Linked DNA regions of Mus musculus: region 1 is linked to region 2. The links are chromatin loops, found by intact Hi-C in ENCODE. Cell type or tissue: left cerebral cortex. All regions are shown on one strand. Each heading gives the region's core, and the rest is flanking DNA. Links, peaks and the distances in the headings are about the cores only. Region 1 overlaps C1qb (complement component 1, q subcomponent, beta polypeptide). Region 2 overlaps Ephb2 (Eph receptor B2).

The links. Peaks named below come from ENCODE experiments on the same cell type or tissue, not always from the same donor. Only the 100,000 strongest peaks of a DNase experiment are listed, where the experiment ranks them.
Region 1: it touches region 2 in a loop (8-fold over the local background); 6 of 42 quality-filtered maps call a loop at or near these places.

Annotation. Positions count from the first base shown.
Region 1 is chr4:136,868,613-136,883,600 of GRCm38, reverse strand. It overlaps C1qb (complement component 1, q subcomponent, beta polypeptide), which reads left to right. Exons shown (of 3, transcript NM_009777.3): 2 at 1,273-1,474; 3 at 2,732-3,475. The coding sequence starts at 1,294. The coding sequence ends at 3,312. Among named protein-coding and RNA genes, the nearest start is that of C1qb, 10 kb to the left of the region's middle. In left cerebral cortex, for the core only: CTCF peaks have their summits at 4,821 (motif pointing left) and 6,411 (motif pointing right); DNase peaks (open chromatin) are centred at 4,799, 6,419 and 8,378.
Region 2 is chr4:136,640,628-136,655,475 of GRCm38, reverse strand. Ephb2 (Eph receptor B2) reads left to right here. Exons shown (of 16, transcript NM_010142.4): 16 at 46-7,937. The coding sequence ends at 154. Among named protein-coding and RNA genes, the nearest start is that of Lactbl1, 25 kb to the right of the region's middle. In left cerebral cortex, for the core only: CTCF peaks have their summits at 2,853, 3,852 (motif pointing left) and 6,406 (motif pointing left); DNase peaks (open chromatin) are centred at 3,769, 5,402, 5,781, 6,399 and 1 more place; H3K27ac peaks cover 816 bases.

The DNA of each region.
Region 1 (14,988 bases), core at 2,312-10,311, 230 kb before region 2:
GTGGATGTTGGGTCCTCAAGAGCTGGAGTTACAAACATTTGTGAATTGCCTCATATGAATGCTGAGAACTGAACTCAGTTCCTCTGGAAGAGCATCAAAACTACTCATAACCTCTGAGACATCTCTCCAAGCTCTCCTCTCTCCTTTCTGGAACATTCTTGTCTCAGTCCTTCCTGAGCCTTCAGATCTGAGCCAAAACATTACTTATCTCCTGTAGAGAAGACAGTCCATTTGAAATCAGTCTCTCCCTATCACAGCCCAGCCCTCCTCCCTCGGGGCACCATTGCCCATCTACCAGAGCACCAATCCATCTTGTCCATCTCAGTTTCCCTGTGTACTTTTGGCTGCTTCCTCTTAGTACTAAGGACTTTGAGGGCCAAGACCATCTCTTTCTTGTTGCCATAGAATCCTCAGAGTTTAGTTTATGAAAGGCAATCTATATGGATGCTGCATAGGTGGATGCAGGGATGGATGAATGGATGGATGGACAGGTGGATGGACAGACAGATGGGTGGGTGAGTGGATGGATGAATGGATGGATGGATGGATGGATGAATAGATGGATGGATGGATGGATGGACAAATGGGTGGATGGGTGGATGGATGGATGGATGATGTATAGACAGGTAGATGGATGGGTGGGTGAGTGGGTGGATGGACAGGTGGACGGACGGACAGATGGGTGGGTGAGTGGAAGGACGGATGGATAGATGGACAGACAGATGGATGGCAAAATGTATCCATGTATGAATACTTACATACATGGATACATGAGTGCATGGATGGATAGATGAAGAAGTGGGTAGGCTCAATGACAAATAAATGGATGAGGAGATAGATGAATGGATGGATGAGTGATTGGGTGGATGGATGGACAAACAGATGAATGGGTGAATGGATGAATGGAGATATGTACCATAGTGAATAGATAGACAATTGAAGTAGTTAGATGATGGATGAACAGGTGAGTGGATAGAGACTAGACGAATGGTTGGCAAAATGGGTAGGTGAGTAATTGGATGGATGGATAGAGAGATGGATGGAAAGGTGAGTAATTGGATGGATGGATAAAGAGATGGATGGAAAGGTGGGTAATTGGATGGATGGATAAAGAGATGGATGGATAGTGGATGGATGATTTTTTGCAGTGATGGATGAATGTTTGGACAGATGGGGAGATAGATGGATGGGTAGATGGATAAATGAATGGATGGATTAATGACAGATGGAAGCTACCATGGCAGTAACCCTCCATGTGTTCTCACCCCGCAGGAAGCCCCTGAGGCTGAGCTGATGAAGACACAGTGGGGTGAGGTCTGGACACACCTGTTACTGCTGCTTCTAGGTTTTCTCCATGTGTCCTGGGCCCAAAGCAGCTGCACCGGGCCCCCTGGCATCCCTGGCATCCCTGGGGTCCCTGGGGTTCCTGGCTCTGATGGCCAACCAGGCACTCCAGGGATAAAGGGGGAGAAAGGTACTGTACACTTTGGGAACAAGAATGTTGCTGTCCATGACCTCCCTCTGCTATCTCCCGAGTCATAATCACTTGCCTTAGAGATTGCAGGAGAATTCGAGACTCCAATACCTTTTCAGAAAGGGCTTCTAATTGCCCTTTTGCAGACAGGTGAAATGTGTGGGAAGGAAGCCCAGTCAGTAGTGGGGCTCATACAAAGCAAGGGGTCCTGTCTTCCTCCATGCAAGGAGGGAGAACACTCTGCAGAGCCTCAGTCCTGAGCACACCCTGACCTCCAGGGAAAGCAGCTACCCTCATCTGTGAGAAAAGGCAGGTGTAGGCTTGAGAGGCTCATCGCTTTGAAGTTCCCTCTGTAATCCAGGGACTGTAAGCCACCCTTGGTGGCAGCCCCTCTTCTCTCAGAAGCCTACTATCCTCAAAATGCAATCATCCCCGTTTTACAGATGAGGAAGCTGAGGCCCAGAGTCAGTGCCTCATTATGTCTCAGTGACACAACTAAGAATGGCAGGCATTACATGGGATGCATGCCTGTGTCTTTAGATCAGTGTTTCTCAACCTGTGGGTCATGACCCTGTTGGGAGTCACATATTAGACATCCTAAATATCCGATGTTTATGTTACAATTCATAGAAGTAGAAAACATAACGTTACAAAGTAGCAACAAAATAATTTTACGATTGGGGGTCGCCACAACATGAAGAACTGTATTAAAGGGTCACAGCATCAGGAAAGTTGAGAGCCACTGTCCTAGAGTGTACACTCTTGGCACTGTGCTCTGATTTCCTACCAGAATATTCCTTCTGTCTCATGGTGATGGGACCATGGCTGCTTAGAGGGATGATGTGAGAGAAATTCTACCATCCACAACTAGGTGTAGCCAGCAGTGTGCTGAGATCGATTAAGGATGTCTGCCATGGGCGAGGGAAGGGAAAGGATAGCATGCATGCTGTGAATGTACTGCCTTTTGCTTTGGGCTTAAGTTTGACAAAGGTGTGTGAGCTGACCAAGTTCAGGGGGTCACATGGCTCCATGGGGGTGCCACTCACTGAAGCCCTGCGTATCAGTTCCTGATGACTGTCAACAGAGTTAAATCCCTAGAGTGGAAGGAGACTAGGAGGCTCTAGGAGGCCCATTATTTTATAGTTGGACAGCTGAACCCAGAGAGGCACAAGGAACAATCCAAAGTGCCACCCCATTCTCTTTGTTTTGTCATTGTGACCTCTAGTCTCCTCTTTTCTCTTGATTCTGTTTCTCCAGGGCTCCCTGGACTGGCTGGAGACCTTGGTGAGTTTGGAGAGAAAGGGGACCCAGGGATCCCTGGGACTCCAGGCAAAGTTGGCCCTAAGGGTCCCGTCGGCCCTAAGGGTACTCCAGGCCCCTCTGGACCCCGCGGTCCCAAAGGCGATTCTGGGGACTACGGGGCTACACAGAAAGTCGCCTTCTCTGCCCTGAGGACCATCAACAGCCCCTTGCGACCGAACCAGGTCATTCGCTTCGAAAAGGTGATCACCAACGCGAACGAGAACTATGAGCCACGCAACGGCAAGTTCACCTGCAAGGTGCCTGGCCTCTACTACTTCACCTATCATGCCAGCTCCCGGGGCAACCTGTGTGTGAATCTCGTTCGTGGCCGCGATCGGGACAGCATGCAGAAAGTAGTCACCTTCTGTGACTATGCCCAGAACACCTTCCAGGTGACCACAGGTGGGGTAGTCTTGAAGCTAGAGCAAGAGGAGGTTGTTCACCTGCAGGCCACAGACAAGAACTCCCTCCTGGGCATTGAGGGTGCCAACAGCATCTTCACTGGCTTTCTGCTTTTCCCTGACATGGATGCGTAATCACGGGGTCAAATTACACCTATCCAACACCATCTTCCTGCCTCCCTGCCAGCAATCCTCCCTGGACCCCTGACATCACCCCCTTGACTGCCTGAAACCCAGACCAGAGCCCTGTAGATGTTACAGAACGAATGGGTCAATAAACTCTTCAAGGCCAAAAGACTGTGGTCTAATCTGAGTCTGAGTCCCAGCCCTTGGCTCATAGGAGGCCTGAGAGGTGTTAGTCAAAAAAAAAAAAATGAATGAATGAATGTTCATAGGCTGGGGAGATGGCTCAGTCAGTAAAGTACTTAGCTTGCAAGCATGAGGATCTAAGTTCAACCCCTAGCACCCACAGAAAAATGCTGAGCATGGCAGTGTGCAATCATATTCCCAGCCCTAGGAAAGCAGAAACAGGGGGATGGATGTCTGGGGCTCACTGGCCAGTCAATCTAGGAAATTGGTAAGCTCTAGTTTCAGCTTGTCTCAAAGGAGGTTCCTGAGAAATGAGACCAAATGTTGTCCTCTGGCTACACACACACACACACACACACACACACACACACACACACACACGAGTCTCTAGTTAACCAGAGATGGATGGGAGAGATGGATGGGAGAGAAGGATGGGAGAGATGGATGGGAGAGATGGATGGGAGGCGACATTGTGGTTCTCTCTGGACCAGCACACAGTAGGAGGCAGCCCCCCCCCCCCCCGCACACCTGAGTGTTGCTGTCTTCACTCTCCTTAGTCCTCACGCTTAAGGAAGGAAATGGGCCTGATGGTGGAGCCATTGTGATCCTACAACATAGAGAGATCCCTTCCCCATCCCCATGGTGGGGCCATTGTGATCCCACAATATAGACAAATCCCCTCCCCACCGCCCACCTTGCTTGCCCCCTCTTAGAGTCTTTCCAGCCTGGTGCATGCTCTTTCATTCACTAAAACAAATGTCACAAAACCCTTCAGTAGCTCTCTGGTGTCTCCTGGAAAGAGTCCCAGCCTGAGAGCCTGGGCATCTTGCAGCCAGTTTTTATCTTCCCTCTAAAGCGTTTCTACTCTGGAGCCTCCTCCTCCTAGAAGCCCTCCATGATGATCTGGCCATCCTTTAGACCTATTAAGTTAACCCAGGCTGGCCTTGAACTCTGTCACCCAGGCAGTTCTCCTGTTTCAGCCTCCCCAGTAGCTGGGATTACAGGCTGGGCTCCTAGGTTCATTGGAGTCAGGCTGGGAAAGTCAGACAGATCCCTGCACCACTCTGGGGTCTTCACAGTGGATGGCCCTGTCATGAATGGGAACCATGAGACAGATCAGCTAAGCAACCTGCCTGGTGTCACACAGCTAAAAAAGAGAAGGCTCAGAGCCATGTCATTCCGTGTGTTCCTGTGGCAGGCAGGACCAACTCCAAGGAGCTGTGTTGAGCAGGGAAATGTGCTGGCTTTGGAGTCAGACAGACATGAATTCAGATTCTGCCTGTGCTTCCAAGCATCTGTGACTACAAACAAGTGACTGCCCTCTAGCGTCCGCTTCAGCTCCTTTTAAACAGTGTAGCAACAACATCCTTGATTCCTCTGTTGAACTCATTTCCCAGATAAAATCTTTCTTGACGGGACAGAGACTTCCAAGGCTTTTTTTAAAAATGAGTTTTCTTTTATTTTTAATTACGTGTGTGTGTATGTGTGTGTGTGTGTCCAAGTGCAGGCCTGTGCATATACTTGGAGGTATCTGGAGAGGCCAGGGACATCCGATTGCTGTAGAGCCTAAGGAAGAAGAGAGGAAACAGAGATGGAGCGGCTGAGAAAAGAGCCTGCCAATCAGCAGGCGGGGCTGGGGATGAAGCCCTATGAAAATCCAGATTACCTTAAATCCCTCCCACCTGGGAAACAGGATTGGTGGGTGGAGCTAGCAGGAGGAGCTTAATAGGTAACGGTTGGGCTGGGCTCCTTGTCCTGTGGTTTTGACCGGCCAAGACCCTGTGGTCTTGACCGTTTATATGCACCTGGCATGTACCTGTGTCAGCCAGCTCAGACCGGAACTAGTGAGGGGTAGAGAAGGGAGGAATGGGAAGGGCTGGAGCAGCTCCTGCTGGGGGGAGGAGGTGTGGCCTGATTACGGTTCTAAAGTGACTGGAGCTTCAAATGCCTATGAGCCACCTGATGCGGGTAGGTGCTGGGAACAGAGCTGGGGTCCCTTGCAGGAACAATGCCAGCACTTAACCCAGAGGTTCTCAAGTTGTGGGTCGCGACCCCTTTTGGGACTTGAAAGACCCTTTCACAGGGGTCACCTAAGACCATCAGAAAACACGGTGTTTACATTCCGATTCGTAATAGTAGCAAACAGTTATGAAGTAGCAACAAAATAACTTTTTTTTGATGGGGGGGGTCATCACTATATGAGAAACTTTATTAAAGGGTCACAGGATTAGGAAGATTGACAGTAACTACTGAGCCAACTCTCCAGCCCTAAGGTGTGTGTGTGTGTGTGTGTGTGTGTGTGTGTGCATATATATATATAATTTTTATAGACTATTTTGTTTCATATGTATCCATGTTTTGCCTGAATGTACTTTTGTATGCCATGTGTGTGCCTGGTGCCCACTGATGTCAGATCCCTGATAACTGGAGTCATGAGTAGTTGTGAGCCACCATATGGATGCTAGGAACTGAAACCAAGACCTCTGGAAGATCAACCAGTGCTCTTAACTGTTGAGCCATCTTTCCAGCCCAAGACTTATTTTACTTTTAAAACAATGTCTACATGTGTGTCTGTGTGTGAGAATGGATACATATGTGTCTAGAAAAAGGCCCTCAGATCCCAGATTGGTGGACAGTTGTGAGCCATGAACTTGTGTGCTGGGAATTGAATTTAGGTCCTTTGCAAGAGCAGCGTGTGCTTTTAATTGCTTTGGGTTTTGTTTTGTTTTGTTTTGTTTTGTTTTGTTTTGTTTTGTTTTTGTTTTCTTAGACAGTATCTCACCCTACATCCAAGGCTGGCCTCAGACTTACAAGAGTCTCTGCTGAGATTATAGGTGCACACCACCGTGCCCGGTTGCTTCCAGGCTCTGGAAATGTTTCTGCAGAGAGCCATAGGCTTCAAGGCTGGCCGGGCCGGCTTTAGTCTCACGGCCACCAGGGGGGAGTAGACACCAGGAGAAGGATGGTCTGCCCAGGACGGATGCCAGGTGGCACCTGGCAGCTTCCCCCTCCTCCTTTCACTTCCCAGTCTTAGAATGGGCTGTGACCTTCTAGGATGGGGTGTCAGTCAGCTTTGAAGATCCAGGTTCACGGAGCCAGGTTCCCCATATGTGACTCCCATCAGCCTCACCTTCACAGAGGACTTGTGAGGAAGTTAAAATCTCAGTCCCTACCTTGAACCAGCTGAAGCAGGAACTCTGAAAGTAACCTGCTTGAACGAGCCACCCATGATGGGTGTTACAGGATCAGGAGGCTGAGAAACACCACTGTAGAAACTAGCGGCAGCACTCAGTGGCAGAGCGTACACCCAGCCTGGTAAGGGCTGTGTTCCTTCCCCAGCATACACTAACAAATAAGTCCTGGAGAGCCAGTATTCCGGACACAAGGGGATGCCAAACTATTTCTGTAAAGAAACAAGCAGAAGGGCTGGGATGTGGCTCAGATGACAGAGCATTTGTCAAATGTAAAGAAAAGCCAGAACTTGATCCCTAGCACTGCATGTGACAGCCAGCACTGTCAACTTGGCACAACCTAGAATCCCCTGGAGGAGTCTCAGTGAGGGACTGTCTGCCCTGGATTGACCTGAGGGCATAACTTTGGGTGATTCTTATTGGGAAAACCACCCCAATGTGGGCGGCTTCATTCCCTAGGCAGGGGTTCCTGACCTATTGGAGAGTGGAGAAATCAGCTGAGCACAAGCAAGCGAGCTAGCAAGCAGGCAAGCGTTAACTCATTCTCTCTCTGCTCTTGACTTTGGATGTGACAAACCACTTCAGGCACCTGTCACTGAGACATCTTCACTGTGGGAGGCTGTAATCTGAAGCTGTGAGCTGAAATAAACCTCTCCCCCCCCCCCAAGTTGTTTTTTGGTCAAGATGTATGTATGTCTTTGTTTATTTTACTTTAGTATTTGGTGTGGGAGTGTTTTGCCTGCGTGTATATCTGTGCACCACATGCATGCTGTGTATCAGAGGCCAAAAGAGTGTGTTGGATCCTCTGGAACAGGAGTTCTGGATGGTTGTGGGCACTGGGAATCGAACTCTGGTCCTCTGCAAGCATAACAAAGTGCTCTAACCACTGAATCACCTCTCCAGCTTCTTCGTCAAGGTATTTATCATTGCAATAGAAATTAAACTGGAACGCCATGTTAAGCTGGCATAGGGGCTTAAGTGGGGGTGCATACCTGGAGTTTCAGTGCTTGGGAGATGGAAGTAGGGAATCAGGCATTCAAAATCATGCTCAGGCTTCATAGCAAGTTTACAACTAGCCTAGGACATATGAGATTGTCCTGGCTGGTTTTGCGTCAACTTGGCACAAGCTAGAGTCATCAGAAAGGAGGGAGCCTCAGTTGAGGAAATGCCTCCATGAGATCCAGCTGTGAGGCATTTTATCAATTAGTGATCAATGGGGGAGGGCCCAGCTCATGGTGGGCGAGGCCATCCCTGGGCTGGTGTCCTGAGTTCTATAAGAAAGCAGGTTGAGCAAGCCAGCAAGCAGCACCCCTCCATAGCCTCTACATCAGCTCCTGCATCCAGGTCCCAGCCCTGCTTGAGTTCCTGTCCTGACGTCCTCCAGTGATGGACTATGATCTGGACTTGTAAGCCAAATAAGCCCTCTCCTTCTCAACTTGCTTTTTGGTCATGGTAAACCCTAAGACAGAGATCCTATCTCAGATAAAGGAAAAGGAAGGAAAATCAAATAAATACATTGTTGCGGGCACCAAAGACTCTGTTGCAAGTACTCAGCCTTGTTTCTGTAGGATGGAACCGTGCATACATAATTTACAGTCAGCCCTCTGGACCCACAAACTCTGCATTCATGATTCATCCAAGTGGAAATGGAAAATACATGGGGAAAAAAAAAGCCGCATCTGTTCTGAACATGTGGGAACACCGTCATCGTTCGCCACACAGCTCAGCAGAGCTGCCTTCACTGTATTTACATCTCGGGGTGAGCTCCGTCCACGGAGGACCTGCGCAGTTCCTGTGCAGGCGTGGCGCATTTCTCTGTACCAGACTCGAGCATCTGTGGATTTCGAGATCCCTGAGAGAGTTCTGGAACCCATCTCTGGGAGACTGAGGGGTGACTATATATACACAAATGACGGTTACATTCAGATATGTGTGTGTCTGTGTGTATACATGTGTGTGTGTGTGTGTGTGTGTGTGTATGAGTGTGCATATGTGGGGCACAGGTGTGTGGAGGTGTGTATGGAAGCCAGAGATCAATATCCAGTGGTCTTTCTTGGTCACTTCTCCACCTTATATATTGAGATGGGGTCTCTTGTTGAACCGGAAGCTTGCCATTTTGGCTAGTCCAGCTTGCCAGGTTTTCTTCAGGGTTCACCTATCTCTGCCTCTGGAAGGCTGAAATTACAGGTGGGCCCTTTTTAATGTAATTTAACTTTTAAAGTGGTAGTGCACACCTTTAATCCCAGTACTTGGGAGGCAGAGGCAGGTGGATTTCTGAGTTCGAGGCCAGCCTGGTCTACAGAGTGAGTTCCAGGACAGCCAAGGTTACACAAGGAAACCCTGTCTTGAAAAAAAAAAAAAAACCCAAAATGACAGATCTCACTGTATCACCCTGGCTGACCTGTAATTCACTCTGTAGACCAGGCCGGCCTCAAACTTAGAGATCTGCCTGACTCTGCCTCCCAGCTGCTGGGGTTAAAGGTGTGAGCCACCACTTTAAAAGTTAAATTACATTAACTTGCACGGGTGCTGAAGATTGGTACCCAGGTCCTCCTGCTTGCACAAGCACCTTACCCACGGAGCCATCTTCCCATCTTTTTAAAAACTCAAGAGTACTGGGGTGACAGTCATGCTCCACCCTGCCCAGCTTCCAAGTCATCTTTATGAAGTTTGAATTTTACAGTTTTCCTTCTGATTTGTTTCTGTCTACTTAAAATTGTGGAGAACAGCCTCAGGAGGCAGGCTGTGGTGGGGTTTGACACCGCGTAGAGCTCGCTGTCCTGCTGTGGACACAGGAATGGCTCCAAGCTGAGAGGACAGGAATTCAAACCCAGGATTGCCTGATTCCATAGCAAAGGACACAGGGTGGGCAGGGTCCTGATGGAAATGTGTCCTGAATCCTGATGCTGGGCACAGTGGCCCCTCTTCTCCTGCAAGTCCTCCCTGCCCTAGTCCTCCTGTGACACGAGGTGTCCTGCCCACTTCTCACCCCTCCACACACACACACCCTCCTTTCCCAGCAAGCCGAGTTTATTTTTACACACAGCCAGAAGGCATTTTCATAGACGACCCTGTTGGCCAGATGCAGAGGGAAAGGAGGTGTTTGTTCAAGAAACCCAGCAAGGCCCACCCAGGGAGGGACACCCACCATGAGGGTTTCTGGCAGATCACAGAAAGCCTCAGAAAGAGCAGTCAAAATTCCCCTGTTCTAGACTTGTTTTGTACCTGAGCTGTGTGACCTCATTCAAGTCACTAACCCTCTCTGAAACTCAGCCTGCCCCACAAAAGAAGGGGATTGATAGACTGTCCTAGGCTTGCCTGGGGAACTTATAGTAGAAACAGACTCTAAGGCTCACCCAAAGGCTGCGGGGTAGAACTAGGGGGCACCTTACCCACGGAGCCAGGCTCTCTGATGATGCTCATGTGAAAAGGGCAGAGAGTTTCTCCCTCCTTCATGGAGAATGCTCCACTGCATAGACACCAGTGGAGATCCAGAGGGGACAGCAAGCAGAAACCAACTTTTCACAGCCCAGAGAGACTGGGAGGTCCACGTTCAACAAATGAATGCATGAAAGTATGGATGTGGGCTAGCGAGATGGCTCAGCAAGTAAGAGCATCGACTGCTCTTCTGAAGGTCCTGAGTTCAAATCCCAGCAACCACATGGTGGCTCACAACCATCCGTAATGAGATCTGACTACTTTTCTGGTGCATCTGAAGTCAGCTACAGTGTATTTATGAATCTTTGGTCTGGAGCAAGCGGAATTGACAGGGGGCAACCAGAGCGAGCAGAGGTCCTAAAATTCAATTCCCAACAACCACATGAAGGCTCACAACCATCTGAACAGTACAGTGTGCTCACATACATAAAGTAAATCTTAAAAAAAATAAGTATGGATGTGTTATTTACCTAATTTACTGATTCATCTTCTTTATCTCATTAAGTACAGGGCCTGAAGCCAAATGCAGTCATCCTCCTGTGTCCCCACAAATCTTCATGTCCTCCTCAGAGAGGCAGATTGTGTACTACCACGTAAGGTCTACACACAGTGTATACACACAGTGTATGTCTACCTTAAATGCCACAGGCGCCTTTGCCTTTTATTACTCCCTAAGCAAAACAACATCTCTATTTGCATAGCATTTCCATTGCATTAGCTTCTAGAAGTCATCTTAAGGTGACTTAGCTATGGAGGAGGCCACAAAGTCAATAAATAACAATTTTATAAAAAAACGTATGCAGAGGGCTGGAGAGATGGCTCAGCGGTTAAGAGCACTGAGTGCTCTCCCAGAGGTCCTGAGTTCGATTCCCAGCAACCACATGGTGGCTCACAACCATTGTAGTGGAATCCAATGCCCTCTTCTGGTGTGTCTGAAGACAGCTACAGTGTACTCACATATATAAAATAAATTCATTATTTTTAAAAAAAAATACAGAGAGGGGTTTCAAAAATGGCTTGGGCACTATAAGGGCTTGCTGAGAAAATATGAAGACCAAGTTCAATTCCCCAGCATCTACATACGAGGCATTGGGCTAGAGAGATGGTTCAGTAGAACAACTTTAAGAGTCAGAGGTAGGGAAGACCAGAGCAAACAGTGTCTTCTGGACTTGAAAGAACCTCTGCACTCAGGAGCACAGTAACTGTGGCTGCCTGCACAAAACCATCAACGTTCCAGCCTGGACTGGGGAGGGATTCGTGTGCCCCTCTAACTGAAGCGCTGTGCACAGTTAATGGCTTCTGGCAGGTCAACCATGCTCCATTGGACTGCCCTATATGCAGAAGCACATGGACAGCGCAAACCGGAGTCAATGGGTCGTTAAATTAAAGTAAAAATTTAAAAGGACATCATGTGGAGGGTGGGTGGAGAGGTGAGAAGTTAGGAAGAGGTGAGGTTGGATATGATAGAAATTCATTGTATAAAATTCTCATGGAATTATTCACAACCATTAAAAAATAAATAAACGTGGCATGGCCCTCCGTGCCTAGAATCCCAGGGCTATCTCTGGGATCTGCTGGTCATCTGCTCCACTCCAGCCTCAGTGAGAGACATATCTCAAAGGAATAAGGCAGGGGCAGATAGGGCAAGACACCAGACATCATTCTCTGGCCTGTACTGTGTCCTCCACAGGTGTGTGTGCACCATACCCAAGCACACATACACTTATGCACGTACGCTCAAACATATTCAAACTTGCACCCACAATCACACACTTGTGCACATCCACACTGAAACTCACACTCTTGCACACTCATGTTTGTAATCTCTCTCTCACACATATACTGTATATATATATATATATATATATATATATATATATATATATATATATATATATTTATACACACACACACACACACACACAGGAGCTAGGGAGATGGCTCTGTCAGTAAGGTGCTTGCTATACAAGTGTGAGGATATAAATTTGGATCCTAAATACAAGAAGAAGAAGAAGAAAAAGAAGAAGGAGGAGGAGGAGGAGGAAGAGGAGGAGGAGGAGAAGGAGAAGGAGAAGGAGAAGGAGAAGGAGAAGAAGAAGAAGAAGAAGAAGAAGAAGAAGAAGAAGAAGAAGAAGAAGAAGAAGAAGAAGAAGAAGAAGAAGAAGAAGAAGAAGAAAGGAGAAGGAGGAGAAGGAAAGAAGAAGAAGAAGGAGGAGGAGGAGGAGGAGGAAAGGAAGGAAGGAAGGAAGGAAGGAAGGAAGGAAGAAAGAAAGAAAGAAAGAAAGAAAGAAAGAAAGAAAGAAAGAAAGAAAGAAAGAAAGAAAGAAAGAAAGAAAGAAAGAAAGAAAGAAAGAAAGCTGGGTGTGTGTCTGTAACTCAAGATCTAAGAGGTGGGAACCACTGATCCCTGGGGCTTGTTGACTATTCCATCTAACCAACTGGTGAGCTCAAAGTTCAATGGAAGTCTGCCTAAGAAAACCGGGTGGTGTGTTAGTTAACTACCGAGACAGATCAGCAGATGAAGCCTTGGTTAGTTTTTTTTTTTTTTTTTGTCAACCTCACACAAGCTCTAGTCATCTAAGAAGAGGAAACTTCAATTGAGAAATATCCCCATCTGATTGGCCTGTAGGCAAACCTGTGACATGTTTTCTTGATTGATAGTCGATGGTTGACAGGGAACGGCCCAGCCCACTGTAGCCAGGGATGTCCCTGAGCAGGTGGTCCTATGGTGTAGGAGAAACCAGGAGGAACAGCCCAGAGAGCTGCACTCCTCCATGGCTTCCAGGTTCCTGCCTTGAATCCCTGCCCTGTCTTCTCTTCATGACGGACTACAGAAGATAAGCTGAAATGAACCGCCTCTTCTCCACATTGCTATTGGTCATGGTGTTTATCACAGCGATAGTAAAGCTAAGACAGATGCTTGCAGCCAAGCCTGGTTATCCGCAGAAGGAGAGAACTGAGTGCCACAAGATTCCTTCCATGGCATTGGTGAGCACACACCATATAAATAAATATATCCACCTCTGCCCACCATGTTCAGATGCACATGTGTGCATGCATATACCCACCCAAAGACAAACATGCTACACACAGACACAGGAGTATACTCAGTATGCAAAGGCTGTGTGTAAGCCTTGTGCTTTAATGGAGACATTTCCTAATGAGACTTGAGCCATATTAGCTTTGCGGATCTGAGGGCCCCAGCGCCTCTCCCCTGTGAGTTGAACACAGACATGATACATGCCTGGTAGACAGCTGTCAAAGGCAAGGGAGGACAGCAGACAGGAAGGTCATCACACTGACGTCCCACCCAGAGTGAACAGTGAGCGCTTCCATGCCCTTGGGACAGTCATCTTCGGCTTGGAACCCCGAGGAAAAACCAAGGTAGTTACAGGTGGCCTTAGCTGAGCCTGGTGAGTGTGCCCGGGTCTCACCTCACATCCATGGACACGCTCACCCCATTCTGAAGCACGAACGCTAAGGTTACCTCTGCGTTAAGGTTACCTCATGGAGACCTGGGGCCTGAGGTCAGTGCTGCACACAGGGCTGTGGGGAGCTGAGTGTGGAGAGCCCTCCTGCTCGCATGCTGACTCTCTGTCTCCTGCCCTTGTTCCACTGTCCCCAAGGAATCCTCTTATCTACCAGAGACCCCTGGTATTCACCTCTCAAGCTGCCTCATGGCCTCTGTGAACAGGAAGAAGGTGAGGTGGGCAGAAGCTATGAAGGCTTGATGCCTAGCTTAGGAGCTCCCCCACCTACTGTGTCTGTGTGAGCTGTGAGGACGCTCACCGTGGCTCATTCACTATTCTCCCATCTCTCCATCACTATAATATGTCACTGAGATTATTCATTTGTAGGAGAAAAAAGAGTTGCCTTGGCTCACAGACTCTTTGAGACGGTCTCACATAGCCTAGGCTGGCCTCAAACTTGCTATTTATCCAAGGCTGGTCCTAACTATCCCTCTTGCCGCTACCTCCTGGATGCTGGGATCATAGGCATGTGCCACCACACTCGTGTTTTTCTGTTACCCGGCCAGCAATCTACTAATCAAATTTCATCTTCCATCTCTGCGATCTTCGGCTCAGCGTAGTTCCAGTCGTGATTGAGATTCCTGCATGGCAGCCTGTGCTGACAGTGTTTGTGCCAAGTGGAGGGTGAAGGATCAGCTGTCTGTCCATGGAGTTCAAAGAGGAATGAGAGACCCAATTTCATGGCATATATGAACACACACACTCACACATACACACTCACACATACACACTCACACAACACACTCACACACACACACTCACACACACTCTCTCACACACACACACTCTCACATACACTCACACACACTCACACTCACACACACCCACACACACTCACACACACACTCACACAACACTCTCTCACACACACTCTCACACACATACACACTCTCACACACACACTCTCTCACACACACTCACACACACACACACTCTCACACACTCTCACACACACACTCTCTCACACACTCACACACACACTCACACACACACTCTCACACTCACACACACACTCTCACACACACTCACACACTCTCACACACTCACACACACCCACACACACTCACACCCACACACACTCACACACACACTCTCTCACACACACTCTCACACACACACACTCTCACACACACACTCTCTCACACACTCACACACACACTCTCTCTCACACACTCTCATACACACACACACACACAAATGGGTAGGTAGATAACACACACAAAGAGAGGCGTTCAGGGTCCCACTGTACCCAATGACCTATCAACCCCCCCCCCCCCACACACACACACAAAGCTAACTTCCTAGACTCTCCTCCATCCTGGGCACCAAACCTGCAGCGCATG
Region 2 (14,848 bases), core at 1-8,000:
CCCCCAACACATACATTTTCCTAGTTATGTCTATCTCTCCCAAAGGGACATTCTCCGCGTTGGGGTCACTCTAGCTGGCCACCAGAAAAAAATCCTGAACAGTATCCAGGTGATGCGGGCCCAGATGAACCAGATCCAGTCTGTAGAGGTTTGACATTCGCCTGCCTCGGTTCTCCTCTTCCTCCACGCCGCCCCCTGAGCCCCCCTACATCGGTCCCCCTGCTGCTCTGTCCACTACAAGGTCAGCCACCTGCCAGGAGGCCACAGACAACAGGAAGAACCAAGCAGCACTCCAGCCAAGCCGTCACCAAGAGCCCATGCAAGTCAAAGGAAGGAAAAGGGGATTGGGTGGGGGGGACACGCACCTAGATCTGGGAGGGGGCGGGACAGGCAAGAGACGTTCGTTCCAAGAGGATTCTCATAAGGGAAGTGACGGTTCTTAGAGGAGAAAAGCAAAAGGCTTGGGAGATCCACATGGCCTGTCCCCGTGAAGGCCAAAAAGCATTTTCTCTCCAACTCCTTCTGGGAAGGTTGAGCTGGCCAGAGCCAAGAAACACTTCCAGGAACATTAACATGAAGGGAAGAGGTGAGCCACCCTCCTTGCCTGGCCTTAGCCGTTTCTTGGAGCATCACTAATGGCCCAGCCCCCAGGCACAAGGGGCAGAGAGACAGGCAGTCGCCCCAGATAGGCTCCGGGGAAGTCCATTCCAGCTGCCACCGGCAGACAGGAGGATAGTTGTTCTGTCTTGGGAGACGGTTTCCAAAAACTCCGAGAGACTTTCTGCTAATGGTTCAGGAGGCGGAAGAGGAGCTCCTGGCCTCCCAGGTCACGCCAAACAGGCTAGATCTTCCTGAGGACAGCCACCCAGGTCTGCAGCCCCACAAGGCCCTGCTCCTGATCAGCCTCAGCCAGAGGACGAGGAGGCAGGTGACTGTCATCAGCCTCGACTGCCACAGAGAAGCATACTCTTGCATCTGGGTTTGTTTACAGCGATTCCGTGGACCGGGGGTATTTTGATCAGGGGTGGTTTTGGTCTGGGAGGGTTTTGTTTGTTGGGTTTTTTTAAAAAAAAATGACAATGAAGAGACACTTTGACATTTCCTACCTTTTGAGGACTTGATCCTTCTCCAGGAAGAAGGTGCTTTCTGCTTACTGACTTAGGCAATACACCAAGGGCGAGATTTTATATGCACATTTCTGGATTTTTTTATATGCTTTTCATTGATACCCTTCCCTCCTCCCACCTGCTGCCAGGCCTCACCAAAGCCAACTGTCACAGGGCCACCTGGGCCACTCAGAGACCTCAGTGGGACTGGGAGAGTGGAGGGAACTACATCAGCGCCCACACTGGACCACAGACGGAGGCAGATGAGGGCTCCAAGGCCGGAAGTCCTCCCTTCCTCCCTGTCTGCTCTCATGCTCTCCGCCCTGTTCTATCTGGCACTTCCCAGGCACAGAGGCCCCTTCAGGTTCCTGGGTGCTCTTCAATGGCCAAAACTCGATTTCATGTCTGGGAGCCTGGACCAGGCTACCCGGGAAGTCAGGACCCTGATCATTCACTGTGACACCCCAGCCCTCCAAGGGTACCCCGGGAGACCACGTGACTCTCTCTCTCTCTCTGTCTCTCTCTCTCTCTGTCTCTCTCTCTCTCTCTCTCTCTCTGTCTCTCTCTCTCTCTGTCTCTCTCTGTCTCTCTCCCACTCCTTCTTTCCCCGAGGCCTTTGCCTGGGTCTGAAGGTCTTGGCCAGAGGAACACCATCATCAGTCAAGGGGTCTGGCCGCAGGCTCCCCTGTGAGCAAATGCAGGGAATCCGAGCAGAACAATCGGTTAGTGAATTGAATGGAAATAAATGCTTTAGTTATAAAATGACCCCTGTACTCTGTAAGTTCCAAGAAAAAGATCCTGGCACCTTTGGGACCTGCCAAATGACTTTAATGCTCTTGCAAGGGACTCTTCCCCCTGCCCCTCAGGATCCAAAAGGCCCAGGCTGAGGAAACTCATGGAGGCAATCAAACAAACAAACAAAGAAGCTCATGTAGCCTTCTTAGCCTAGGGTCATCAGAAGCACAGGCAGAGAAGCGTAGGCACTGGGTTGGCTCAGCTCTGCGTTGCGTGTACAGTGCCTGGCTAAGTAAGCCACGTTAGAAGTGGTGGCCCGTGGACCCCATTCAGCCACAAATGTAACCCCCTCCCCCACACAATGCTGTCTCCTGTGCTAAGGGCTCGGACTTACTGTGAGTAGTTCTTTTGTGTGGAGGAGGAGAAGGAGGAAGAGAAGGAAGAGGAGGAGAAGGAGGCAGGAAGTGTGTGTGCTGCAGATAAGACTGTTAGAAGAGGAAGGGGTATCCCAGAGACAGCTCATCTCAGGACCATTTCCTTTGTCTGGTGAGCATCTTTGAGGAGCCTATCCATGGGGGAAGATTGAGGCCACAGGCCACCAGCAAAAGACCCTGCAGTGAGCAAAACCATCGTGGCTCAGCCTGTCATCTGTCCTTCACCTATTCTCAACCCGGGAGCAGAGGGAAGGAAGGGATTAGAGAGGAAGCTTGTCCCTGGGGTAGGGACAGCGGGCCTGGACACAGGGCAAGTATTGGCAAGTTTCCCACAAAGCAGCAAACAGCGGCCCGTTGGCCATCCCTTAATGGCCCAAAGACACCCAGCGCGGATGGCAGCTGTCCCAGCACACAAGGTCACCTTCTGGTGGGAGCTTCTCTGATGCTCTGCAGATTAACTGTCTCCCCAGCCCACCTCCCACCACCCCAGAGCCCCACGAGGCCTGGCAGTCAGTGTTTCCGTCAGATGGCTTCCTGCCTTAAGCCACTAGGCTGGCGTCTTCTAGCCAGCTCATCTGCCCATCCACCCTCTAGTGCCCAAAGTATTCGTGTAAAGCCGTAGGACTCTACATGTCTACTTCCAGAATACGGGTGCTATCCAGACCTTCTGTCTCCTCTTCAGGGTACCAAACAGACACCGTCACTGTGGCAGTCCTGAGTGTAGGCCCTGCTCACTTCTCAACTACAAGACATCGTCCTCCCCCCACTCCTCAATGCTCAGCAGGGAGTGGTAGGCCCTGCTGCCAAGCGCCTTCCACTTAGGCTGCCCGCTCACATGGGCACACAGCTTGGAGCTATCTGCTGCCTAGTTACTAATCCCTTCCTGGCTCCACCCCCCATCCATCTCCCCACTCCCAGCCCCCCCAAGCACTAGCTCCCACCTGCCCAGCATCAGGAACCGCTTCCGGCTGTTCAGCCCAAGCTTGTTTCTTGAGGAAAGAAAGCTGTTTTGTGAACCTGGGCCAGGGCACCATGGAAGTGGGGCCAGCTGCTCTGGGAGAGTGTGCCTGGAAGAGCCACTCGGGGCCAAGTTAAGTATGACGGAGCTGTGCCACCCACCCCAGAAGTCTCACAATGGGCTGTTAGTGGCAATCAACAGGCCTGTTCCTGAGCCGGTATTGAAGGTGTCTTGCTGGTAGGTTGGTAGCACGCTTGCCTGGCATGCACAAAGCACTCGGTTCCACCCCCCAGCACTGCATAAACCGGATATGGTAATATATGACTGTAAACTCGGTACTCAAGAAATGGAGGCAGGAGGGTTAGAAGATCAGTGGCATCCTTAGCTACTTAGTGAGTTCAAAGCCAGCCTGGGCCACATAAGACCTTATCTCTAGGAAAGAAGTTATGGTCAATAGTGACATCCTTAGTGCTAGACCCACTGCTTCTGAGCAGACACAAGAGTAGCAGAGAACACTTATACAATCTACTTACCAGCTGGGCCTCAAGTCCACCCTTTCCAGTATCCAGAGCGCCCACCTTCTCTATGGCTGAGAGGTCTATGCTGCCCCCTTGTGGGCACTCACTAACATTGCACCCCCTCATAGATCCCACCCCTTGCTGAAGGACTCCCACCGGAGACCACCACCCACCCCAATGCCACCCTTGCTTCTCCAGGTGCCTGTCATTTCCAGGGACAGTTCCCAGAGGAAGACCTTTGGCAGGGAGAGGTGCAAATGCACTCAAAAGACAAGATGTAACCTACTTCTGTCACTAACTAGGGCCACGGGCCCCAGGAGAGACTGTTCCTCACTGGGCCATAGCTTCTCATCTATAAAACAGGAGCATTAGGCTGGGTGCTGCAGGCCTGGAAAACCCTTTGTCCACCTCGGTCCCGCAAAGTAAAACACTGGTTCAGGGCCACGGCTCCAGAAAGGGCCACAAGCCTTGGCTTCCCCGCACCAGGGTCCACCCGAACATGGTCACTTAGGCGCAGAAAACAAAGGAATCCAGCTCTGGCGTATGAGGCAAGAGAAAACCAGATGGGATGGGCTATCAGGGTGGGCTTTCAGGGGGAGGCTACAGGCTGAGAGAAAGGTCACTCCAAAACGTAGCAGCTTCAACAGTGCAGCGCAAAAACATCTGGAGGTGTTGTGGGGCATGAGTTGGTGTGAGTGTAGGGCATGGAATTAAGGTCCAGCCACAGAGGCTACCAAGCAGAGATTAGTAGGACTACCATTAGATTATAGAGCAGTGGTTCTCAACCTTCCCAATGCTGCAACCCTTTAACACAATTCCTCACGGTGTGGTGACCCCCAACCATTTGTTGTGGTTTGATTTGGCTTTTTGAGACAGGGTTTCTCTGTGTAGCCCTGGCTGTTCTGGAACTCACTCTGTAGACCAGGCTGGCCTTGAACTCACAGAGATCCACCTCCCTCTGCCTTCTAGGTGCTGGGGTTAAAGGGGTGCGCCACTACCACCTAGCTCATAAAAATGTTTTCATTGCTACTTTATAACTGTAACTTGGCTATTGTTATGAATCATGATGTAAATATCTGTGTTTTCCAGTGGACTTAGACAACCCCTGAGAATGGAGTCATTCAACTCCCAAAGTGGTCACGACCCACAGGTTGAGAACCAGTGTTCTAGAAAAAAAAAAGAGTCAGTTTCAGCCATCAAATCAAAAGAGGAGCTTCCAGCAAGCCCCTGGAAGAGCCCTCGGGACTCCAAGAGAGCCCAGACTCTGCCATTTACTTTCCAACACGGACAAACCCGACTCCACTTCCGCAGCCTGGGAGAGAGGAGCTTGGCTTTGTGTTCCCTGATTCATCTCTTTTTATTTTGAAAGAGTCTCATATATCCCAGTCTGACCCCAAACTCACTGTGCAGTCAGGGATGACCACTATTGAACGTCCGATCCTCCTCGCTCTACCTCCCAAGGGCTGGGATTACAGGCGCACACCACCACGTCTGGTTTTGCAGTGCTAGGGTCGGGAAGCCGGGGTCTTTGTGCTTGGGAAGCAAGCGCTCTACCAACTGAGCTACACCCTCAGCCCATCTGCTTCTGGTTGTAGCTATGATGTCCACACATGGGCATACACCACCAGCCAGCCAGCCTTGCCTCAGATTCCCAGCCAGTGACTGTTACCACAAAACTGGCTGGAGAGCGAGCTTGGCCCCAGTCAGCTTTTCCCACAGAGAAACCAGTGTTGGGGTGTTGGCCTCAAGAAAGGACTTGGGCCAAAGTGGGTTCAGAGAGTCCCCGACCCCCACCCAGCAAGCTGGCCTCAGGCGATTGAAGCCTCAAGGACTAATATCTGAACAGATTACCCTATGCCAAGTGCCAAAATCTCCCTGCCCCCTCTTCGCTAGTGAGGAACATGGCTCTCAAGGGGGGTGGGGGGAACCCAGCCAATCCTAACACCTACAGCCTGCTGACTGAACGTGTGTTTGCAAGTGCTTGTAATCACCCATAGGATAAGCACCTTACCCACTACTGCATGTCGAATTGAGGATTCCAGGGCTCCACCATGCCTCCCTGAGTCAGAATTCCCCATCTGAACAGTGGGAGATTCCTGCCCGCCCCGGAGGGCCCCCTGCTCCGCCTCCTCCCGCCTCCCACCCACAACCCTGTAACAATCTGCACCGAGTGTACTGAGCAGCGCTTAGGGTGGAGCCTCATATCAGATAAGATGCCCAAAGCCCAGACACAAACTAAGACCCTGACAGTGGAGAAGGCAGGACGAACCCTCAGGAATGTGCCCAGACTGGGTTAGGGTTTCAGAAAAATCAAAAAGACCCCCGAAGCCCCAGAGTCCAGCTGAGTTAAGTTCACAGCAGGACGACTGCTTCGGGAAAGCTGATCCGGGAAGAATCAGGAACCTAATACTTCACAGGGGCCCTGCGTCCCAGCCGGGACCACCCTGTGGAGACCCCAACGCCCCAACACCACAGCGCAGACATGCTCGCTCAATACCTGGCCTGGTGGGCCAAACTAGGGCTGGGTGGACCTTCTAGGTAAACCTGACCCTCAAGTCTCCTGAGCCTACCCACTACCCAAACTGAGGTGACAGCAGATGAGCAAAGGCACCTGGGGCTCCCTGTTCCTCGAGGGCCTGGCTCCCCCTGCTGGAAAAAGGGGGTATGGCATAGGGAAGGGAAGGCAAGCAACAAGGAAAGGCCAGAAACCATCTAAGAGCTAGCACATATACTCTGGGCCCTGCTGAGCCAAGAATTGTAGCATTCCAAGGGCTAAAAGACCCCAAGATTTTATGACTCACCAAACGCAATCTCCTAAGAGGCCAGTGGAAAGAATTTGTGTTTGTGAGAGTCCATCACTAGGCAAATCTGTGCTAATTCTTGACATCATAAGCCCCATGGTTCGACGCTACCCAAACTCAGGGGCCCTAGCAGGGAGAAAAAAAGAAAGAAAGAAAAGGGGGAAAAAAGCACAAAGAGAGAGGGGGAGAGAAAGAGAAGAGGGGGAGACAGTAATGCAAGCTGGGGAATCTGGTTACAGATGGATGATGGGGAATATAAAACCTCCCTTGGAGTGACCCTCACCAGGTCTGATTGGAGAAGGCTGGCCCATCTGCTTCTTCAAAACCCTCTTGCAGGCTGCAGTACCCACTTGCTTGGGGGGCTCTGACAGCCCACTGTGGGGCTCCGCCTGGACAGAGAGAACTGGAGCAAGATCACCCCATACCAGCGAGGAAGCAGTGGGGTGGAGAGGCACCACACTGCCTTTCCTATGATGGTCTCCATACAAGGTTTCTTTCCTGGGACACATGGATGCATTATCTCATGGCTGCCAACACGTCCTCCCTCCAAGGAGCACTCTCATCCCTTCCACTGCCTCCCAAAATGAGACCTGCCCCAAGGAGAGCTGTGAAGGGCCCAGAGCTCTGTGGTGGTCTCTCTCTGTCCTCCTTTCTATGGACAGAAACTCTGACGCCTCCACCACTGACCCCAGGTGGACTTCACAGGAACCCACACTCACGAGCAGTCTCTTCAGCCTCCAGGGAAGAACGACGGCTGCTTGGTTTTAATCCCAGCTGCTATTTCTTCAGTGCCAACCATGGACAGGGCTCCTCGTGTCTTCTAGACACAGCCCTGCAACTCCACAAGAGCCGTGCAATAATGACAACCACACTGTGGGCTGGGACACTCAGAGACAGCATGCTGGCTCCCCCAGGTCACACAGCCAGCCAGCGGTCTTGGACCCCAGCACAGCACACTTTTCTCACAATACGCCACTACCATTGGTCCTCACTCAGCTCACCATGGTCAGATCCCAGGTCCCCAGGGTCACTGCTCTCTTTGCATGGCCCCCCAGCCCAGCTGCTATCAGAGCCAGAGGGGGTGCCTGCCTAGACCCACTCTGACAGTCCCCCGCCCCCACCTCCACCAGCCTGAGCTGTCCCAGCAATAGCTCTCAACCAGGGATATCTGGCAGATTTCATAGGACTGCCCTTTCCTCTGGTCAATGTTGGGAGTCAGAAAGGGGTGGGGCCGGGGCCCCTCTAGACCCCGGTGTTGTGACCAAGAAAATCTCATCAGCTGCATCCAGTGGCAACCTTGACCCTGTGGGTTACTCTGATGTGTTTGTAGGAGTATTTTTAGCTGAATCTCTTTTTTTTTTCCAAAATAAATGTGAATTGTAAAAATAGATTTGTGGACTCAATATTGTCTTTCCTCTAAAATTACCCCCCAAAAAAGCAAATAAGAGTTCCTAGAAGCCCTTAGTGGGGTTCTGAAGTAGGAGTAGGAGTTTGCCAGAGTTATGAATGAAGTCATAGATTGGGATTGGGGTAAGAATTTGGCTTGGGTGTTAAACTGAAACAGTAAGTTCTACCAACATCCATTAGAGTTGCAAGACTTGAACGCTAGTGCCAGACAGTCCTGTTGTATGTACAATCTCTACGGCCTGTGCGCCTGTGTCCTTGGAGAGGTGACATATGAGGTAAGCCTTGGGTCAGGTGCCTGTCTTATCCCAGTGGGCAACTTTGAGGAAGAAGGATTTATTTTAGCTCATGATTTCAGAGGGTTCAATTTATGGTCATCAGTCTCCATTTGCTTGGACAGAGCATCTCATAGCCGTGGAAATGTGTGTCAGGGAGCTTTCCAGTGTCGTCACAGACAGACAAGAGAGAAGCAGCCACAGGCGGGGTTTATATACCCCCCCAAGGTCACAACCCCCCCAGTTACTACTTCCTCCAATGGACCCTACTCCTCACAGTTCACCACCTCAGATGATCATGTTGTGTCACATTTACATAATTACATCGGAAGTTAGAGGACAACTTACCGGAGTCAGTTCTCTCCTTCCGTTCTACGGTCCTGGGGACAGAACTCAGACCATCGGGCTTGGTGGCAAGCACTTTACTCACAGAGATGGCTCCCTAGCCTTCTAGTCACATGCTAAACCTATCAATGGCTTCAATCATTCGCTGGTCAGAGCCCTGTGATCCATCATATCTGGAAATAGCCTTGAACACATCATGAGTTCCAAGGCATCCTCAAAGCGATCAAGCTGAGGGTAAATATTAGCCGTCATTAGGCTTCATTTCCAAGTCTGTAAAATGGGCTGATAGCTTCTAACTCCTAGAGGACAGGTGGCAAGGACAGAAATGAACAGGATGAGGGCTTGGCGAGCAGGAGCCTGTAACGACAGAGCCAGCTCTGTCACATCACCTACTGTGCTCGGTGCAGCTCAGGCTGACATTCAGCTAGTGTCTGTCACATCAGGGGAAGGCTGTCTGAGGATGAATCTGGCAGATTCAAGGCTAAGATGATGAGGCTAATGCAAAGCCTTGAATACACCAAAGTCACAGTGATGAATCTTGCTCTTCCCACCTGTTCTATGGGTAGCATCCCACTCTGCAGGTAGCATCTCCTGAGACCCCTGAAGAACCAACCAGCACTTGGCTTCTGCTCGGGGGACTGAAGGTAGTGCTGGGGTGCTGTGCTGGCTAGTTTTGTGTCAGCTTGACACAAGGTACAGTTATCAGAGAGGATGGAGCCTCAATTGAGAAAGTGCCTCCTCCATAAGGCCAGGCTGAGGCGAGCCTAAAGGGCATTTTTTTTTAAGTTAGTGGTTGATGGGGGAGGGTCCAGCGCACTGTGGGTGATGCTATGCCTGGGCTGATGGTCCTAGGTTCTAAAAGAAAGCAGACTGAGGGCCAAAGAGATGGCTCAGCAGTTAAGAGCACTGACTGTTCTTCCAGAGGTCCTGAGTTCAATTCCCAGCAACCACATGTTGGTTCACAACCATCTGTAATGGGATTGGATGCCCTCTTCTGGTGAGTTTGAAGACAGCTACAGTGTACTCATATACATATACTGATGTGGAAGTATCGGGCAAATTAACCCTTTCCTCCACGACTTGCTTTTGGTCGTGGGGTTTCATCACATCAACAGTAACTAACCCTAACCAAGACAAGTTGGTGCCAGGAGAGTGGGGCATTGCTGTGACAGACATGGCCGTGTTGTTCTAGGGAGGATTGTGGAAGGACTTTGGAACTTTGGGCTAGAAAAGCCATTGAGTAAGTATTAAGGGCTTAGCGAGCTGTTCTGGAGCAACTTGGAGGTGAAGGGTGCAGAGAGAAATGCAGACAGTGGAGACCTGGCTTGTGACGTTTCAGAGGGAAACAAAGAATCTACTGGGCCATTTGTGTGAAGAATCTGTGGCGTCCGGCCAGCTGGAGCTGCAGAATCGGCTGTGATTAAGGAGAGACCGGTATCACTGGGGTAAGGTCTGAGAAGTGTCTCCTCAGGACCAGCACCCAGAACCTGTGTTCCAGAAGTGTCCAAGGTTGTAACTCCAGTTGGCTGTGTAAGAGTCACCCAGACGTTACTGGGTTTGAAGGCATAAAGGGGTCATGGAGAGCAGCCTAGGCTTAGCACCATGAAGAAAGCCCAGGAAAGGTTATTTGTAAAAGTACAGTCCAGGCGCAGCAAAGACCCCAATACTTTGGAGAGGCCAGTACCATGGGATGACCACCAAGAACAGCAGCAGCCATGGAGTGGAGCCATTGGGAGCCTAGAGCATAGCTTTGTGTGCTGCGGAGGGCAGAGCCAGAGAAGTGACCCCCAAGCCCCATGGAGGAGGTCAGAAGGTTATGAACAAATCCCTGATAACTGGATGTTGAATTATTTACACTGTTGGAGTTGGGTTTTTGCTTGACTCTGAGGATACCCTGGTTTTCCCCTCATGAAGTAAGAAAGTCTTTAATTTATTTTTTATTTTATAGGCGATTTTAAAAGATATTTTAGGTTTTAAGAGAGACTTTGGATTTTAAAATAGGCTGCATTTTAAAGTATTTGAATTTGTAAAGACTATGGGGCTTTTTTACGTTTATAAAATGTGTTTTTATGCTGTGATTTATACACTGATGTGTGATTTGGGGGATCTCAGTGTGGAAGAAGGAGCCTGGGCCAGGGGAGGCTGGGAACACCTGAGACGGGCAACGGAGGTGAGAGCGGAGCAGTGGGCGGAGTGAGGAGTGTAGCACGGGAGTGAATGGGTGCGGCAAAGGGTGTGAGACTGGCGTGGTCTCTTGGAATGAGAGAGCAGGGCCTGACAGGTTAGCCATGTGTATTCATTGCTTTTCTGTGGCTGTGAGAAAATACCGTGATCATCAGTGTCTCAAGGAAGAAAGGAAGGTAGGAAGGATGGAAGGAAAGAAGGAAGGAAGGAAGAAAGGAAGAAAGGAAGGAAGGAAGGAAAGGAGGAAAGACTTGTTTATTTAGGCTTATGGGTCTGTAGGGAGAGTCCATAATGGTGAGGAAGTCAAAGCAGGAAGCTAGAGATCACATCTTCAGCTACAATGCAAGCAGAGGGGGTGAGACTATAGAATGGACTGGCTTCCGCCAGCAAGCTTCCATCTCCGAAAGGTTCCAATACCTCTCACACAGCAGCAGCACCAACCAGAGACCACATGTTCAAATATGTGAGCCCAGGAGAGTTGTCAGTCATTCAAACCAGGACAACAAGAGACACAAGAAGCCAAGACTTTGGGATCTGAGAGCTTGACCTTCTCAAGGCCAAAGCAATAACCGAGAGAAGCAAGATGGATGATGAGAGAGAGGGGTAGGGAGGGGGAGAGAGAGGGGGGAGGGGGAGGGAAGGGGAGGGGAGGAACAGGAGGAGGGGCAGGGAGAGAGGAAGAGAGAAGGCCTTTCATGGTTAATGCTGTTTTTTATAATTATTTATTTATTTGTTTACTTATTATCAGAGGGGCCATTCAACACAGCATGCACATGGGGGTGTCGGAGGACAGAGAACAGTCAGTTTTCTCCTTCAGTCATGAGGATTCTGTGGGTCAAACTCAGCTCATCAGCCTTGGCTGCAGGGGCTTTTACCTGCTGAGCAATTACCTCATGGGTCTGCTTGTTCGTTAATTTGTTGTTTGTTTGAGAAAGGGTCTCATGGATTCCAGGCTGACCTCAGATCTGGTGTGTAACTGAGGGTGACGCTGAACTTCTAAAGATTTTTGTTTCTGTGTTTTTTGCTTTTTTTTTTTACATTTGGTTCCCAGCACCCACATAGCAACTCGCAACCATCTGTGACTCCAGTTCCAGGAGACCCCTTGCCTTCTCCTGGCTTCTTTGGGTACCAGAAATGTACATTGTGCACATGAACACATGCAAGCAAAGCATAAAATAAAAACATTTAAAGCAAAGGAAGGAAGTAATAACAGCAGAGACACAAATACAAGCAGCGAGGGGCCGAGGAGCTGGCTAAGTGGCTACAGTGCTCTCCGTAGGAGCATGGGGAGCTGCCCTCTCACACCAGACACCGTGGCACAGCAGGTGAGGCTGAGGAGGAGGAGGAGGAGGATCTTGGGACTTGCTGGCCAGCCAATCTAGTTGCTCAGTGAGCTTCAGGCTCAGTGAGAGACTGTCTGAAAAGTAAGACAAAGGCTGGGCAGTGATGGCCCACACCTTTAATCCCAGCACTCGGGAGGCAGAGGCAGGCAGATTTCTGAGTTGGAGGCCAGTGTGGTCTACAGAGTGAGTTCCAGGACAGCCAGGGTTACACAGAGAAACCCTGTCTCGAAAAACAAAAACAAACAAACAAACAAAACCAAAAAAAAAAAAAAAAGTAAGACAAAGGTGATAGATAATGACACACAAACACACACACACAAGCACACATACACACCCTGGGCTCTTTAGTGTAATCCCATATGAAGTTCTTTTCTGCCCAGTAATAATACACACTGGTTTTAGAATGTGTATATTGGACTGGCCAGGTGCTGAAGTGGGTGGCATTATTCAAGTGAACTGAACTTTTTGTTTCATTTTTGTTTCTATTTTTCGAGACAAGTTTTCTCTGTGTAGTCTTGGCTGTCCTGGAACTCCCTCTGAAGACCAGGCTGGTGTAGAATTCAGAGATCTGTCTGCCTCTGCCTCCCAAGTGCTGGGACAGCTTGTATGTACTGCCACAGACCAGAAGACACCTGCAAACCATGTATCCAGCAAACAATTAGCAATCCAACTATAGCAAAGGCAACAAAGATATATGGGGGGTGGAGGGTGGGGGTGGATGACACATGAACATTTCAACAACATTAACTTTTAGGAAATTGTAAATTAAGTCAGTTGGTGGTGGTGGTGGTGCACACCTTTGATCCCAACACCCAGGAGGCAGAGGCAGGCAGATCTCTGAGTTCGAGGCCAGCCTGGTCTACAAGGTGAGTTCCAGGACAGCCAGGGCTACACAGAGAAACCCTGTCTCGAAAAACAAACAGTAGCAACAACAACAAAAGGAAATTATAAATTAAAACTACAATAACATCTACTAATATGATTATAGAAGCTGAGCATGGTAGCTTATGCCTGGAATCCTAGCACTTGAGAGAACAAGTTCAAAGCCAGCCTAGGCCACAGTGAGACCTTGGGAGATGTTTTGTTTTGTTTTGTTTTGTTTTGTTTAAAAAAAAGTGGTACTACCAAATGCTAGCCCACATGGTGGGAGGTTCCCATCTCACTAGGCAGAGCCCAAGATGGTCTAGCCAGAAGTTTGGCAGTTGCTTCAAAACCTCAGCATGTACTTCCATTGCCCCACCCCCACCCCAATCCTTTGTGCTTCTGGGCCAAAGAAAGAAAACTAGGTTCGCACAGCCTTGGGTAAACAGATGCTCACAGCAACTTTATTCACAGGAACTGCAAGTTGTACACAACCCAGACATCCTCCAAGAAGTGAACGGCAGAACAAGTGGTGTTCCAGCCATCCATGGAGTCACAACTCTGAGGCCAGAAGGAACAAGCTGTTCACACATGCAGCCACTTGAAATGGGAAAAAAAGTACACTAAGCAGGACTGGAGAGATGGCTCAGCAGTTAAAAGCACTCACTGACTGCTATTCCAGAGGTCCTGAGTTCAATTCCCAGCAACAACATAGTGGCTCACAACCATCTGTAATGGGATCCGATGCCCGCTTCTGGTGTGTCTGAAGACAGCGACAGTGTACTCACATACATAAAATAATTTAAAAATCACACTAAGTGCTGAAGGAAGGTCCTCAAAGCTTACCTATTTTTCAACTCCATTTAATACTTGAGATTGCCTTTTTTAAGAATATATTTTGGGGCTGGTGAGATGGCTCAGTGGGTAAGAGCACCTGACTGCTCTTCCGAAGGTTCGGAGTTCAAATCCCAGCAACCACATGGTGGCTGACAACCATCGTAACAAGATCTGACTCCCTCTTCTGGGTTGTCTAAAGACAGCTACAGTGTACTTACATATAATAAATAAGTGAATCTTTAAAAAAAAAAGAATATATTTTATTTGAGCAAGAGTGACGTGACATGGCGCACACCTTTAATCCCAGCACTTGGGAGGCAGAGGCAGGTGGATCTCTGATTAGAGGCCAGCCTTGTCCCAGAGTGAATTCCAGGACAGCCAGGGCTACACAGAGAAACCCTGTCTCAAAAGAGAGGAGGGGGGAGAGAATGTATTTATTTTTATGTGTATGTGTGCCATGCATGATATATTCACAGAAACTAAAAGAACACATCATAGTTAGAGACAGTTGTGAGCTGCTCAAGGTGGATGCTGGGAACCAAACTCCGGTCCTCTGCAAGAGCAGCAAGTGCTCTTAAGTGTGAAGCCATCTCTCTAGCCCCCTCCCTTCTTAAAATCCTCCACTTATTTATGTGGTGTGCTATGCACGCATATGTATGCTTGTATATGTGTGTGTGTCTACACACAGGTATCATATTACACATGTGGAGGCCAGAGAACAACTTTCCATCCCAGAGCGTGTGACAGTGTTAAATGACAGACTTCCAGAACCACAGAGCAGACTGTGATTGCTGGGGCTGAAGGGAAGGGGGAGGCTTGGGGAGCAGGTAGAGGTAGCTAGGAGCTAGGACTTCCTGCAGTGCCGAGGAGAACCTCTGGCTGCATTAGACCAACCACCTTACAACATTCTGCAAGATGTCGCTGAGAGAAGAAACCGGCTAAAGGCCACACTAGTTATTTCTGATACTTGTGTAGGGATTTATAGTTATCTCAAAATTAAATGTCAAAACTTTTAAAAGACACGTGGGAGCTGAGCATACTGCTAAC